Regions from separate parts of the Homo sapiens genome. Here region 1 is linked to region 2. The links are chromatin loops, found by intact Hi-C in ENCODE. Cell type or tissue: ovary. All regions are shown on one strand.

Region 1 (8,000 bases), 59 kb after region 2:
CTGAAGTCACCCCCCTTTTCTGGCCTCTGATCTTCATCTGCACACTGGGGTAAGAGTAGTGCCACCTCCTAGGGTGTGGGATTACTCGTGTTCCCACACATAAGCCCTGAGAAGAGCTCCCGGCACTTGCATGGTGATGGCAGGTATGTCTTCATCCTTGGGCGGGCATGAGGCCTGGCACCGGGCACGAGTCCGGGACGTCTGTGTCCCAGGACTCATTGACTGGGAATGAACACAGGCCCAGGCAGTCCTGGCGATGACTGTCAGACCCAGTTGGCAATGTGACAAGTGTCCAGATGCAGTCTACAGAGAAATGTGCAGCTTGTGGGTTTCACATCCCCAGGTCAAGGCTCCAATTTTCAATAAAAATGTTAAGGTTATGATCCACTTGCTCCTAACCACTGGTCAGTGGCTTAATAAAAACAAGACCAAAAGCTGTCCTGAGGCCTGGCTATGGATTTGTAGCACTAATGGGTCAGCCACACTGGTCTCTGGGGATCACAAAATAGGCCAGTTCCTAGGGCCACCTTCTTCCCCTCTCTGGATTCTGCCAGGCCCCAAATGCTTTGTATCCACCAACATGGGCTCATGCGCTTCCCTGTCAACCAAAGGCCCAACAGACTCACCAGCCCCAGGAAAAGCTGTGATGAAACAGAAATGCCCCGAAGGACTTCCTGCCTGTCCCCATCAGAGCAGGCCATTTGCTCCTGCTGCCGTCGGCTGCGTGGGCTCCTTTTAACACAAGGCACACACGAGGGTGCAACCTTTTATGTTTCAAAACACCCACTACTACCTGGACATGCTTAACTCTCGTCCAGAGGCTTAAGGTCAGAAAGGCCAGCTTTATTTAAATTCTGAATTCCCCAGTGTGTGTTCTGGAACACGGGAGCACCAGAGAACAGAGAACGCCCAAGCACAGGGGTCCCCGCGTGTGGATTTCTCGGGTTCCGCCTCCTGCCTGGCTCTGCAGACCAGGCTGCCAGCCCCAGCAGGCGGGAGGAGGCTCCGTGTGAATGGGGCACAGGGTCCCCACCACCAGTCCTTTCTCCCCAACAGCTGTCAGCTCACAGCCCCCACAAACCCCAAACCTACGGCGCCCAACCCTCCTGTGCTGCAGAACACGAGCCCGAAGTATAATTCTTCATTTGTTCCTCAGTCAGGAGCTGACAGAGGCCCCTCGGCCCAGGCTGGCACCCGGGACGCCAGACCCCACCTCTGCCTCAGGCCTGGAAGGTTCCTCTGGGAAATGAGAAGGTGCCCCATGGTCAGCTAAATTTGGGAGACGATGCTCAGCGCCTTAAAAGGCTCCTAGAAGTCCTGCTGCAGAACATGGTTCAATCCTGTGTAACTCCCGTCTCCTGAATGCAGCTGACCACACAACTCCCTCCCTGTGTTTCTGAAGGCCGATCGCTGTGCTGCAGGACTGGCCTCCTTGCAACCACTAGTCTGGGGAGCTCATTAAAACACTGAGGCTCTAGCCCAGAGGCGGATTATGGGCCCTTGCAGTCTTGATAACAGCGGGGAGCCTGCCGCCGCCTTGGCACTCCTTAAAGCACCTGTTGGTGTGGCGACCCTGCTTTCTAAAGCAAGCTGCAGGGGAGACCGTACCGCGAGCCACTCAGAAGGAGGCGCTGCAGGACCATGCAAGGCCCAGCAGTGTGGGAGGGGCCAGGTTGGCCTGCGGTGCCAGGGAAGGGCGGGCACTCACCAGAGCCACGCCCACTCACCTCCGCTCCTCCTGGCAGCGCCTGGGACCCAGTACAGAACTGAGGGCAGCGGCGCTCCCAACACAGCCCTAGCTGTTGGCATGGGCGAGCTCACTCCCTGTCACTCTCGGCAATCCTGACCCAACACGAGATGAACAGAAACCCTCCAGGCTCACCGCAGGACTCAGAATCAAACTTTCCCCAGCAAATATGATTCCCATATCCCTCCTCATTTGGCAGAAATCAGGGCACTGTTGTTGGTGCTATTAGTAAGCCTGAAACTATTACAAACCCACTCCCCAATAAAAGACTCTAAAAATAGCGACGACCTCCAGGAAGCCTGGCATGGCCTCAGCCAGCACCTCAGCTCCCATTGTCCAAATCGGCTCTCAGGGTCAGAGCAGCCAACAGCTGCAGTCCAGGGGACATACAGACGAGGATGGCCCAGAACAGGCAATGACTGTGTGGTCAGGGAGGGTTCCCGAACACCTGGCCTCCCAGGCCAGAAACTCAGGGGTCCTCCAAGTCAAATTCCTCCCTCCCTCTCTTCAATCTACCCCCCTTCTCCATCTGTGGGACCACCTACCTCCAGGCCACCACCTCTCCCCCTAGAGCCCTCTAACAGCCACCAGTCCTGCCCCAATCTGACCTGTCTGTCTCTTGCCTAACCCTGCAGGACTTCCCAGCACTCAGGATGAAGCCTCAAGTCCTGAGAGAAGTCTGCAATCACCCTGACAGCCCAGCTCTGCTATGGCCCAGCCACACTGGCACCAGCCGGGCTGAGCTGCCTCCACACTTCCCCAAACACACGTGCCCCACAGCTCTGCGCCACCACTCCTGAAGGACCCCCTGTCCCCATACTGTTTCCTTGCTGCCCCTTGCCCAGCTTATTTGGCCTTTCTCCGGCCTGGGATCCCTCTACCACAGCATGGATCAAACGATGCGCAACAGTGTCCCCAGCAAGGTCTTCCAGGACAGGCCTTACTCTCCATCTGTCATCCTCAGTGCCCAGCACAGACCCTACCACAAAGCAGGTACTCAGTAAATGCTTTCTAGACAAATGAAACTATTGCTGTTCGTTGTTGGGATTTATGTTTGTAGGATAAAGGACAGAATCCTCATCTCAGTTCCTCCTAGGTAAGGCTACTTGGGGCTCACACCCCTTGCTCTCTTTTCCCTGGAAAGCAATGCCCTCTCCAACACTGTACACCGGGGATGGCTCTGAGTTGGAAGACAGCAAGGACAGGCTGCTCTCAAGGAGGCAGGGGTCAGGCTTCCTGCTCTCCTTGACATCTGAGAACTCCCCAGGACTCACCTAGCATCAAGGATAGTGCGAGTGAAGTAGCGGAGATACTTAAATATAGACATCGAATCTTGCAATTTCAAAATCTCCTCTTCCTTGTACTTAAAAAGTGCCAGAGCAAAACGGAAAATAACCTGTGGAATAAACAGGGAAATCTGTTAGTGGAAAAACCCTGTGGGTCCAGGCACAAGGCTGGACTCCAGGGGGGTGCTGGCCCTACTGGGGACAGGGGGACATGGCTTGCACGGTCCCCGCCCTGGGGAAAGACTATTGACCTGAGGGGCAATTTTCACTGGCTAGGCCAAGACTCCTTTATTACAGGAAAATAAACCCTGCTGGTTTTCAACAACACATCAGCCCAAACCAAAAATCTCCTTATAGGAGATCTTTGTGGAATCCTTTCATACTCAGAAAACACTTCTAGTCAATAAAGCATAAAGAACAAACATAAGGAATCATTTTAAAATAAAACCAAAATCAAGGTTTTCTGATTCTGAAACTCTTAGAAAGTCCCACCTACAGAGGCTGTTTCCATCTCAACTGGTGCACTTTTGAAGATAGCGAAGGAGTTTTTTTTAAATTTTATTTTTATTTTTGAGATACAGTCTTGCTCTGCCACCCAGGCTGGAATGCAGCAGTGCAATCTTGGCTCACTGCAACCTCTGCCTCCCAGGTTCAAGTGATTCTCCTGCCTCAGCCTCCTGAGTAGCTGGGACTACAGGCGCCCGCCACCACACCCAGCTATTTGTGTATTTTGAGTACAGATGGGGTTTCACCATGTTAGCCACGATGGTCTCCATCTCCTGACCTCATGATCCACCCACCTCGGCCTCCCAAAGTGCTAGGATTACAAGTGTCAGCCACTGTGCCTGGCCTTTCTTTTTTTTTTTTTTAATTTGTGTTTGGGGTACATTAGAGGTTAGAGGGAATGGACTCCTGGTAGTCTTGCAAGTTCAAGCAGCTTTGGAACAAACTGCTTTCCCCATATCTAAGGGCCTGTACTTTCTCTAATTTAGTTTGTTTTCTGGGTCTTGCTGTGTTGCCCAGGCTATATTTTAACTCCTCAGCTCAAATGATCCTCCTACCTCAGCCTCCCAAGTAGCTGAGACAATTGGCACATGCCACTGTGCCCGGCTAAGGTAAAGAATAAATTGAGAAGAGTAACTAGAAGACTAGGGAGGGGCCTCCACTCCATTACAAACACCTGTTTATACAATTAGGGTTTAATATGTAAATATATTCCTTATTCAAAAACTGATTTTTAAAAAACATACAACAGAGCGGGTGGGAGGCTCATGGGCAGTAAGGCTCTGAAGTTGGCTCCCCCAAGTTAGTCCCCCTCATTAGCCCCCCTAATCCCCTGCTTATTAGATCTCTGGGCCTCCATCTCCTCCTCCATATGATGGGGTAACACCACCAGCCATTTGACAGATGGTGAGGCTCAGGCTCAAACTGTAAGCCATAGCTCCCAGCGCCTATCACAGGGCTTGATGTGGGTTGAATGTTTCTGATACATGAACAAATGACTGTGGTTTCCTGATACCCTGGACCCAGATCTAGTGCAGGCCGTGCTGAGATCCCTTGGGCACCATGGTAACCCTCATAAGTTCCAGGTGAGCCAGCCGCTCTACCGCCACCAACGCTGCTGACGGTTGTCAAGTGTGTATATCTGAAAATAGCTGAGCTGAGCTAACTCACCTTTGGTCCTTCATAAAGGAAAGAGTCCCATATTTTAAAGAGGATGTCACTAACGACACTATCCACAAATACCACCAGAAACCAGTTGAAAGTGATGAGAGTGTAGTCGACTTTGTACTGTTCAAAGTGGCCATGCAACCGAGGCAGCTTCTCACTCATAAGGTCTCTGAACACCCGCTGGTCCACCTGGAGAGGGAACAAAGGGGAGAAGTGTATCAGGCCTGCCAGGTCACCGGGTAAGCAGACGAGCAGACGCGCAACCTGAGAGCCTGGGGGTGGAGCCCAAGTGACAGCAGCACAACTGTTCCAAATGCACCGTGGGGCCCATCACGGAGCCAGACTACTATGTTCCAGCAGCGCTGACCTCGTGCACTGCAGGTACACACCGAGTGTCCGCTGAACAGCATGCTTTCCACAGGGCATGGGAGTAGGGGAGTCTGTAACCTGAAACCAACTCCTGCACTCAAAATGCCCTGGGAAATAGGCCACTGCAAGCAGCAGGTAGGACAGTCAGCCTTGCCAATCCACAAGTAAATACGTGAGATGTTGACACAAAGGGCCACAAACTAGAATCCTGGGCAGATGGGGATTCTGCTTCCAAAAAGGAAGCAGCATCACCACATCCATTCAACAAACATTTGCTGGGCTGCATGTGCAGTGGGGGTGGCGAGGACTCCGGCGTCACATGAACCTGAGTCTGAATCTCAGCTCTACCACTTACTAGCTGGGTGGCTTTTAGCAAATTATGCTCTAAACGGCTCTGTGCCTCATCTGGAAAATAGTTAATTACCTCTCTCTTACTGGACTACTGTGAGGATTAAATGAGGCTTATATAAACTACCTGCGCACGACAGACGAGCAATACCTGGTTACTGCCACTCTGTGTCAGGCACGGGGCCAGTGCTGGGCAGAGCGTTGAATAAAGTTCAACCCTGACCTCAAGGAGTTAAAAGATGAGAAGGGAAGGCCAGACACGTGGACCATCCTAACCATGGCCAGGCCCTGGTAACGATGTGTTCATACAGCCCTGTGGAACCATGGACAGGTCCCCGCCAAGCACTGAGGAGAAACCGCTCCTACAGCTAGAGCTCAGGCTTCCAGGCAGGAGGGCTGGGAGGTGAGGCAGCACAGCCAGGCAGAAGCTGGCCACAGACACCCCTGCGTCACACTGAGGAGTCAAGACGCTATCCTGTCAGCCAGGGGCTTTCCTAGCCAGGGGCTTTCCTCACAAAAAAACATGCATCTTCAACCATCACCCACTCCACGTGAACCGGTATGCACGTGTACAAAACAGAAACAAATGTTTCACAAAACAATACTTAATCTCACACAGTGGACTACACTTTGATGCTTTTAATTCTAATCAATTGGACAATTGGATTTTATGGGAAAAAAATAAAAATAAAAACCTAGTACCAACCTACTAAACCAATTTCTCTATCCATAGTGTAAAAAACAACTATAGTCATCCCTTGGTGTATACACAAAAAGCTGGCCCTCCGTATAAGAGGGTTTCACATCCTGTGAATACTGTATTTTCAATCTGTGTGTAGTTGAAAAAATCCACATGTAAGTGGACCCATGCAGTTCAAACCCACGTTGTTCAAGGGTTAACTGTACATATTTTCCTATACTTCATGCCCAGCCAGGAGCTGCCTTTCAGGAGCTGTAAAGTGGCAAGGGAGATGGACGGCTCACTGTAAGACCAGCTAATGATGATGTAATTCATTCAGCCTGGAGTATCCAGCTGCAGACGTCCAAGAGGGAGGGGCATATCAGCTGGCCCTGACATGGGAGAAGATCCTTGTACACATCTCTTCTCCCAACTAGGAGGCAGACTGTGCCTCACTCTTAAGGCTGCTCGGGTGCTTGGCGGAGGGCTGGTGTGGAGCAGGCTGCCAGGAAACGCTTGCTCTGGCCTCTGTTCAAGCTCCCTCCTCCACTGAGCTCTGGAGGACATGGAATGACTGTGTCATTCATCTCTGTGTCCTCAGCACCTAGCAAGGTCCTGGCACAGAACATGCACTCAAAGCATGGAATGAATGGAAAAGCTGACAAGCATGTGGACTGCAGTAGCAGTGGGCACGGGGCTCGGGCACTTGGTTCTGGCAGGAGGCAGTTTGACAGTGATTGGCAAAGCCCAGTGCTCAGGGTTGACAGCACACTCAAAGCTATCCGCATTTTAAGAGCCACCTTACGCAATGGCCATCGATAAGTGGGAGGATAATTAAACACATTCTAGCACCCACCTGATGGAATATTAGGCCACCAAATAGGATGGGTACACAGTATAAAATGACATGGGAAAATGCTCATGCTATAATGTGAACAAGCCAGGATACACTGTGCTCTCAATTTGGATACCTATGTGAACTAGGGGGAGAAAAGCAAAAGGAAATACATCAAAATGCTAACCACGGTTCTCCAGTTGGTAGAATAACAGGCAATTTTCATTTTCTTCTTAACATCTTTCTATACTGCCTGACTTCTGTTTAGTGATCATCTATTACTTGTATAGTCAGGGGGGAAAAAGTCTCCTTAGATTTTACATTTATGTTTATGTGACAATGTGATGCAAATTTTATCTTAAATCCAGACATTTAAAATAGGTCTTCCCCTATAACAATACTACCAACTTTTATTGAGTTTTTACAATGTTCTAAGCATTACATTCAACTTTTTTTAATGCATCATCTCAATTCAACCTCAAAAGTCTATGTGAGGGGGGTATTACTCTCATCTTACATATGGGGAAACTGAGGCACAGAGATGTTAAATGATGTGTCCAAGCTCCACAGCTCACAGGAGGTAGGGCCTGGGTTGTGATCTACTACATGTGACCCTCCCCCCAAGTTCCTAACCAATGTGCTTGACCACACCTCAATGGAATTAAGAAAGATCAATGCTTCATTTTTCTTATTCTGAAACATTGAGTCATTTGATATTTTAAATTTGAGTCTTTGAAAGCTATTAGCTTTCAGGTGCCCATGAACACACAAAACTTTCTTTACTGACCCTCTAATCCCACCCGACTGACTGCTGCCTCTTCCTGTTGCTGTTCATTTCCTACACACCAACGCAACAGAACAATACATTTCTTGGGTAATTAGCAAGTGAAGCAATCACAGGGAGACCAGATGAGCTTCTCCTGGGATCCACTGACATCTGAGAAACTGGGACAGGGACCTGAAGGGGGCAGCTGTGGCGAAAGCCCACCCTCTGGGAAGGTGAGAGCTCCAGCTCTCTTGCCATCCTCCTGTGATGTTCTAGGAGGCCGTGGGCACAGACAGGCA
Region 2 (8,000 bases):
GACCAAGTGGTGGTGGAGGAATTCCGGTGGGTCCAGGGTGGCCCTGGGTGACCCAGGGCTCAGACCAGCATTGTGGGGTTGAGGACAGGAGGCTGGAAAAGATGACCTCCCCTAGTCCCGCAAGGCTGCACAGCCCCCTGAAATCTGTGATAATCCTCTCAGCAGGCCGGACCCACTGACCGCCAGAGTGGGTGCCACCTTCTTCAGGGTGGCGCCAGCCCAGGCCGTCGTGTGGGACTGTGCACGCCAGGGCCTGCACACCCTGTGGGAGGCAGAGGGCGTCTTGGTAGACACGGTCATCACCTCCTTCCCTCTGCAGGCCCGCCTCCCTCTGTTCCTCTGCCTCCTCCCTTGGGCTCGCTGCCTCCACATGCCCTGATCTGAAGCCTGCCTCCCCTCCTCATGGAGCCCTCCAAGGTGCTCCTAGTCCCAGCTCTCTGGTCCCGCAGCAGCTTCTGGGCCCAGATTCTGTCTTCTTAGAAGTCTGGGAGGCAAAGCCCCGCCAGGCCATGGCCTTCTTGCTCTGCTCTAGGCACTCCCAGCCCCAAAGCCTCCAGCCTGCTGGATGCCTTTATCTCCAGCTATGCTGTGGCTCTCCTCATCCTGGGCCTCCTGCTCGTCACAGTTGCCCTTGTCCTGGTGAGTGTCTGGCTGGGCCAGGTCTCCTTCCTGAGTCGCAGGCTGAACCTTTGACGCCTTGAACCTTTGAGCCAAGCTGAGGGGTGAGCGGGCCCCTTTACACCCTTGATTCCCCCATCCAAGCTCAGCATCTCCTCATCCTCCAGCTGGGGCCGTGGGATTTGGGGCCAGAGGGTTGGGCCTGATCCCAGTGTCCCCGCCCTTCTTGTCAAAGTGCTAAACTTGAGGGCATGCCTTGGGTGCTGACTTTCCCAGGAACTCACAGCCAGAGAGGGCCAGGCACCAGCCTGAGGTCACACAGCCATGGGCTTCTTCCTTCCTAGACCCACAAGGATTGGACTTGCAGGGCTGGGACAAATGTGGGGTGGGAGAAAACAATGCCTTGTCAACCCACGCAGGGAGCCCCACTCCCATCCCCAAGGTGCACAAAGTCGAGAAACACCCCTGCTCCCACGTCCATGCTCACTCAGGGCCCTGCTCCAAGTGCTTGGCACTCACACCAGCCTCCTGCCCTCCATGCTACAGGTATCGGTCTCATTTACAGACGGGGAAATGGTGGCCAAAAGCCTCCCCCAGCACACACGGCTAGACCACACAGAGGTCTTAGGTGCAGCTGAGGGGTCCACAGTCTCTGCTGTCCCTTCTGCCACTCGTGCTGCCAGGGACCACGCTTTGGAGAGGGAGGAATGAGAGTGAGCTGGGTGCTCACACATGGGGCACGGGGGACTAAGGAAGGGTCAGCCAGGAGGAAAGGGCAAGGTCTGATCCTGTACGTACACATCACAGAGCGCGCGGGGTCAGGAGACCGAGGGCCACGTCCCGGCTCTGCGGCTGCTCGGTATGTGACTGCGGTTAAATTGTCTCCCTGGACTCTCCACGCACTTTGTGTGCTGCGTGCACCTTCTAGGATGAGCCTGGACCCTGGCTGGCCTCATACTTACTGCGTAGGCTGCAGACCCGCAAGTGCTTCTGCAAGGGGCTTTGCTTCTCCTCATAACAGCGGCACAGGCTGGCCGCGTGCTCTGGGGGTAGAATGGAGAAGCTCTGGAGGTAGCAGGTGGGGGCCTGGCTTGGGCTCCTGGCCCAGACAGGGCAGGGTACACCTCAGGGTCACAGGGCCTGTCCCCTCTCTAGCAGCCCTTGGCCCACAGGCTGCCCAGCTGCCCACCCACAACCCGTACCTTTGGGCAGCCCCAGCTGCTGCAGTTCACTGGCCAAGGATTCGCCATCGACACTGTGCTTGGCAGTTCCGGAGAGCATGAAACTCAGCACTGCCACTGTGGCCTTCACATCGCCTGACTCTCAGGGACCCATGCATGGGACAGGGGGTGTCACTGTGGGCCCAGCCACCCCCCTGTTGCCCTATTAACTTCAGCTCAAAGCCCCCAGGCCTCCTGGAGCCACAGGCACTGCTACTGCTCCACCAGGAGCTGGCAGAGGACAGGAAGGTGGGACTGTCAATGTCTTTCTTTCCCTCATGCTCCTCCACTAGGGAAGGCAGGTTAAGGATACTGCTGGGATGTGTGTGTTGGCGGGGGGTGGGGGGTGGGGGCGGGCTCTGTACCAGGCACCAGGCCGAGGTCCCAGGGTTGCCTGGGGCCTGTGAACTCAGTGGGGTGCTCACCAAACTTGGCATCAGCCGTGAGTTTCAGGATCTTCTTATACTATGGGGAAAGGAGACCTTCAGGCGGTGCCAGGCCCCTGCTCACCAGCCCCTCACCTACAGCCTGGATCCTGCAATAAGGAACAGACAGGCTGGAAAGAAGTATGGGAGGTGCCCAGAGAGGTTGCAAGGCCGGGTCACCCGTCTCCCTGGGCCTAGTGCAGTTTCAGGGCAGGAGGGGTCATAAGGGCATGGGACAATGGGGTGCTGGATCTTGTACTCACATCAATCCCCTGTCCCAGCAGCTCCTTTAGTACCTGGCTGCAGAGCAGCCGCAACTTCACAGAGGACTGGAAGGGAAGTCCTTACATCAGCCAGGCTGGCAAACCTCACCCCTCCTTCCTGGGGACTGGCTCAGAGCAGGCCAGCCACTGATCAAGGTCACAAAGCATGGTAGCACAGGCTGAGAGCACTGAGGCCCTAACCCCAGAGAAACCTCATCATCATCTACACCCACAATCCCCACCCCCAACACCCCTCCTCCACTCAGACTACACCCTGTGCACTCAACCATCTTGGCCAGCGTGCTGATCTCTGCCAGCACCCAGTCGGGACAGTCCAGATCACCACAGAACCAGAACCTCTGCAAGGGAGGGAGTCAGGTAATCAGGCTGGAGGGAAGGCTGAGGTGTGGCCAGGATCTGTGTGTCTCCCACACTGCTGCCCAGCAAGGACCCCTGGTCCCCATCATAGATGGACACCCTCTGGCCATTTGTTCTCCCCTATCACCAGGCTATTGAGTAAACTCTCTCCCTGACCCACCCTGCCACCAAACCCTGCTCTTTGGTCTACTCCAGGCATTCATCTGCTCAGCAAACATCAATTGAGCACCTTTCTTTGTGCTAGCTCCCACTCTAAGAGCTGGGGGTACAGCAGGAGATAAAACAAAGTCCTGTGCCTCACACAGATGAGTGACCTCTCTCCCCTCTTCCCCATACCCACACAAGTCCAGCCACTCCGGCTTCCCTGCTGCTGCTCCGGGACACCAGCCTTGCTCCCGCCTCCATGCCTGCTGCACTCTCTACGTGGCTTGCTATCCTTTATTTCATTCCACTCTCTGCTCAAGTGACACCTCATCAGACCAGCCCCTCTTTTTTTTTTTTTTTTTTAAAGATGGAGTCTCGCTCTGTTGCCCAGGCTGGAGTGCAATGGCACAATCCACAATCTTGGCTCACTGCAACCTCCGCCTCCCAGCTTCAAGCAGTTCTCCTGCCTCAGCCTCCCAAGTAGCTGAGACTACAGGCATGTGCCACCACACCCGGCTTTTTTGTATTTTTAGTAGAGACAGGGTTTCACCACGTTGGCCATGCTGGTCTTGAACTCCTGACCTCAGGTCATCTGCACACTTCGGCCCCTCAAAGTGCTGGGATTACAGGCGTGAGCCACTGTACCCAGCCAGGCCCGCCCTTCTTGATGATACTTCCTAAAATAGCCCCTCACACAAGGAAATTTTGGGGGCCGGTGGATATTTCATTATCTTGATTGTGGTGATCCAACAGTCAGGAAGATTTGGTCTTTACTTGTCCAGCCTCATCCTTCCCTAACCTGCAGATAATACTCTCTCAGCTATGGGAAATGCATTCATTCCTGGGGAGTCATGCTCTCTCTAACCTGAAGTCTCTGCACATGCTGTTCCCTGTCTGAAGACACACGCCTCCCACCCTTGCCTCCCAACCCCTGGTACACAAACTGTACTTCAGCCAGCCAGCTCCTGCCATCCATCCGCCTTTAAGGTTGAAGGCATCCTCAGGAAGCCCCCTTAGCACTACACACAAGGCGCAGTTAGGTCTCTGCCCCTGGAGCCTTGACTATGACTCCAATTCAAGGCTCCGATTTCCCCTTCCCTCAGCAGCTCAGGTCCTCCCAGTGCCTAGCACACTTCATGGTATAGACTAGGCGCTTAGAACGTAGGGATGGATGGACTGGATGGATGGATGGATAAGTCTCAACCCCAAAACTACTACTTTCTGACTCTGGAAACAGCGGAGGGGCTGCCTAACAGTGTGGAAGTGTGATCCTAATTCTAAGCGCGTTCTTGTCTAAGTCCCACAGCAGGGCTGGGGAAGGGAGTGTCCTTGGGAGGTCCTCTTGTGGCTGGGGAAGACCCGAAAGGACTCCCAGCTCCAGACAAGCCCTAGTTCCTGCCCCGGGAGGCAGGGGCCCTTCCTTTCCCCAGGGAAGCACGGGGACTCTAAGCCGGCCGGCCTGCGCTGTCTTACCCGCCCCGTACCCCCGCCCCTGTCTCGGGAGCGGAGTAGCGGTGGACTTTTCTCACGCCCGCACACACTGTTTGCGGAGAGGCCAGGGCAGACAACCTCCACCCGTTTCCGGAGCCACTGGCGCCCCCTCATTCCCGCTCCAGCAGCCCATGCCTCGCTTCACCCCTGGTGCCTCATCATCGCACCAGGAAGCCAGGGCCCGGGAATTTCTTTTTCCGGTCCGACAGGGTCAACTGAGTCGACGATCACTTGACTTGGACTAACGGCCTCTGGGAGGGCGGGGCCTGCTCGAGTGAGGCCGGGAGCGGACCGCAGCCCGCTGGAGGTGCCGGGGGCGAAATGCTGGCGTCTCCTCCTCCGTCTCCCAGAATCCTTCCCTGGAAAAAAACAGCATCCACCGTCAGTTTAACTGAGGACCGAATTAAGGCATTAGGAAAGACAGTGGAAGTTATTTCATTTGTTTAACTTAAGGGGGTAGGATCCCGGGAGCCAGGGGGATTCAGGTCATTGTCATGTTTTCCACTGTTAAGCGAATAGCATTATACACAGCTGCGGACTGTGGCAAAAGACATTTTAAAAACTATTGAAGTCTACTACACATACAGAAAATTGTACCTATTAGAAATATAAAGCTTAATAAGTTTTCATCAACTGTACACCTCACATAACCAGCACCCAGATAAGGAAATAACCAGATAACTTCTTCAAGCGCATGGGTATTTTATTTCATTTTGATGAATCGTCTAGGTGCCTAACAAAAAGGGCTGTCATAATTAACATGCTCAGGAAAACTCCCTACAGCTTCAACATCAACAGATGCTTAATTTTTGCCAGTCTGATGGGGGAAAAAATCGGTTGCTTAGGTTGCAGTGGTAGTCTGCTTACTGGTAGCTCTGAGCTAATGGTAGCCTGGAACAACTAAGTTTCCGACATTGACTTGCAGAGGCAAAAACAAAAAGACAAAACAACAACAAAAATACATCAGAGAATAAACTAATAACCAAAGAAGAAACTGAAGACAGTCATCCCTTAGTAACTTCAGGATATTGGTTCCGGGACCCCAGAGATACCAAAATTCACTGATGCTCAAGGCCCTGATATAATATGGCATAGTATTTGCATATAACCTATGCACATCCTTCCGTATATTTTAAATCATCTCTAGATTACTATAATACCTAATACAATGTAAGTGCTTTGTAAGTACCTGTTATAAAGTATTTATAACTTTTTGCTTTTTATTGTTTTACTTTTTCCAAATATTTTTGATGCACAGTTGGTTAAATCCAAGGATCTTGAACCCGAGGATGCAGAGGGCTGACCGTAGTTTGAACTCTCTCCTCAATTCCATGCCTATCCCATGCACCAGGTGCAGCTGGTTTTATTGCTGCAGGCTTTCAAGTTTTCAAAAGACAGCTCATGGCAAGTAAACTGCTCTATAGAATAGAAAGAAATGGAAAGTGTCCCAATTCATGGTAAAATTGAGCTCATTTCTGAAGAGTTCTTTTACAAGTCATAAGCACTAGCCTGTTGAAAACCACAGTATGTTAAGTTACTAGACTATCCTATACCATGTCAAAGAAAAACTTTAAGGACATAAGACCTGTAATCATAACACTTTGGGAGGCTAAGGCCGGTGGGTCGCTTGAGCCCACGAGTTCTAGACCAGCTTGGGCAACATAGGGAGACCCCGGTCTCTACAAAAAATTAGCTGCTTCTGCTGGTGCACACGTGTCGTCGCAGCTACCTAAGAGGCTGAGGTGGGAGGATCTCTTGAGCATGGGAGGTGGAGGCTGCAGTGAGCCATGATGTCGCCACTATACTCCATCCAGCCTGAGCAACAGAAGGAGACCGTCTCAGAAAAAAGAAAAAAAAATGGCTGGGCGCAGTGGCTCATGCCTGTAATCCTAGCACTTTGGGAGGCTGAGGCAGGCAGATCACTTGAGGTCAGGAGTTGGAGACCAGCCTGGCCAACATGGCAAAACCTGTCTCTACTAAAAAAAAAAAAAACAAATGAATTGGGCGTGGTGGCGGGTGCCTGTAATCCCAGCTACTCGGGAGGCTGAGGCACGAGAATCGCTTGAACCCGGGAGATGGAGGCTGCAGTGAGCCGAGATTGCACCGCTGCATTTCAGTCAGCTTGAGCAACAGGGTGAGACTCCGTCTCAAAAAAAAAAAAGGTAACTTTTACTTCATCCTATCAATAGGTTAAAGAAGAGTAAAATGGACAGATTTGGAAAACCATTTTTTATTTAAAAAGAGAAAATTAGGAACAGATGAAAACTGTCTTAAGAGTATTTGAGAAACAAAACAGCAAATTTAACATCAGACAAAATATCTAAATTGAGAAATAAAGTTAAAAGGTGGATGGTGTGCCCTTTTAATGTCATACTGGAGCATTGTTTCATAGATACTTGTTTTACTATTAAAGATTGACTATTTAGAGCAGTGGTCCTCACACATTAGAGTGCATCATCATCCCCTGCAGGGCTTGTGAAACCGGCTGCTGGGCCTCACACCAGAGTTTCTAACTCAGTAGGACTGAGGGGGGGCCTAAGCACTGCATGTCTATGTTCCCAGGTGACGCTGATGCTTCCAATTTGAGACCATGCTTTGAAAAGCAGTAGTGTAGGGAAATATACTACAGAATATGTTGTGAATATACTGGAGAATATGTATATATGTTAACTTACAGAATTCTGTCCAGTAGAAAAGATAACTCCCAAAGATGACATTTTTATTTCCCAATATGATTTTTTTTTAAGTCAGAATCTTGCTCTGTCGCCCAGGCTAGAGTGCAGTGGCATGATCTCGGCTCACTGCAGCCTCCACCTCCCGGGTTCAAGTGATTCTCCTGCCTCAGCCTCCCAAGTAGCTGGGACTACAAGCGCCCAGCACCGCACCTCGCTAATTTTTGTATTTTTAGTAGAGACGGGGTTTCACCATGTTGGCCAGGCTGGTCTTGAACTCCTGACCTCAGGTGATCCACCCACCTCGGCCTCCCAAAGTGCTGGGATTACAGGTGTGAGCCACCATGCCCAGCCTGCCTATAGGATATTAACAAGTTTTGTCTCTATCTCAGAATGCATTTCAGAATGCCCTTCCTGGAGCACTACAGACACTGTCTCTCAAAACGCTCCTCTAACTAGCTTCACCGTGTTGCTGACTCCCTTGTAAATTAAAGAAAATATCTTATACATATTCCTTCATTATCTGTATGAAAGTCAAGCTTTTCACATTGTGAAAATTATACTTCAGGCTGGATGCAGTGGCTCACGCCTGGAATCCCAGCACTTCGGGAAGTCGTATTGATGGGATCACTTGAGGCCAGGCATTTGACACCAGCCTGGCCAACATGTTGAACCCCATATGTACTCAAAAAAAAAAAATCAAAATTAGCTGGGTGTGGTGGCACACACCTGTAGTTCCAGCTACTTGAGAGGTGGAGGCACAAAAATTGATTGAACCTGTGAGGCAGA

The links. Hi-C counts contacts between places; a loop is a spot of excess contacts. Peaks named below come from ENCODE experiments on the same cell type or tissue, not always from the same donor. Only the 100,000 strongest peaks of a DNase experiment are listed, where the experiment ranks them.
Region 1: a loop joins it to region 2, with 16 times the contacts of the local background. A loop is called at or near these places in 5 of 110 quality-filtered maps.

What each region holds. Positions count from the first base shown.
Region 1 is chr15:77,998,598-78,006,597 of GRCh38, forward strand. TBC1D2B (TBC1 domain family member 2B) reads right to left here. Exons shown (of 13, transcript NM_144572.2): 11 at 4,708-4,893; 12 at 3,022-3,143. Among named protein-coding and RNA genes, the nearest start is that of TBC1D2B, 75 kb to the right of the region's middle. In ovary, no CTCF peak of the experiment used is centred here; DNase peaks (open chromatin) are centred at 1,651 and 6,524; H3K27ac peaks cover 1,496 bases.
Region 2 is chr15:77,939,862-77,947,861 of GRCh38, forward strand. It overlaps the pseudogene COMMD4P1. Among named protein-coding and RNA genes, the nearest start is that of TBC1D2B, 130 kb to the right of the region's middle. RefSeq lists an enhancer at 4,566-4,860. In ovary, no CTCF peak of the experiment used is centred here; DNase peaks (open chromatin) are centred at 4,389 and 4,770; H3K4me3 peaks cover 793 bases; H3K27ac peaks cover 1,161 bases.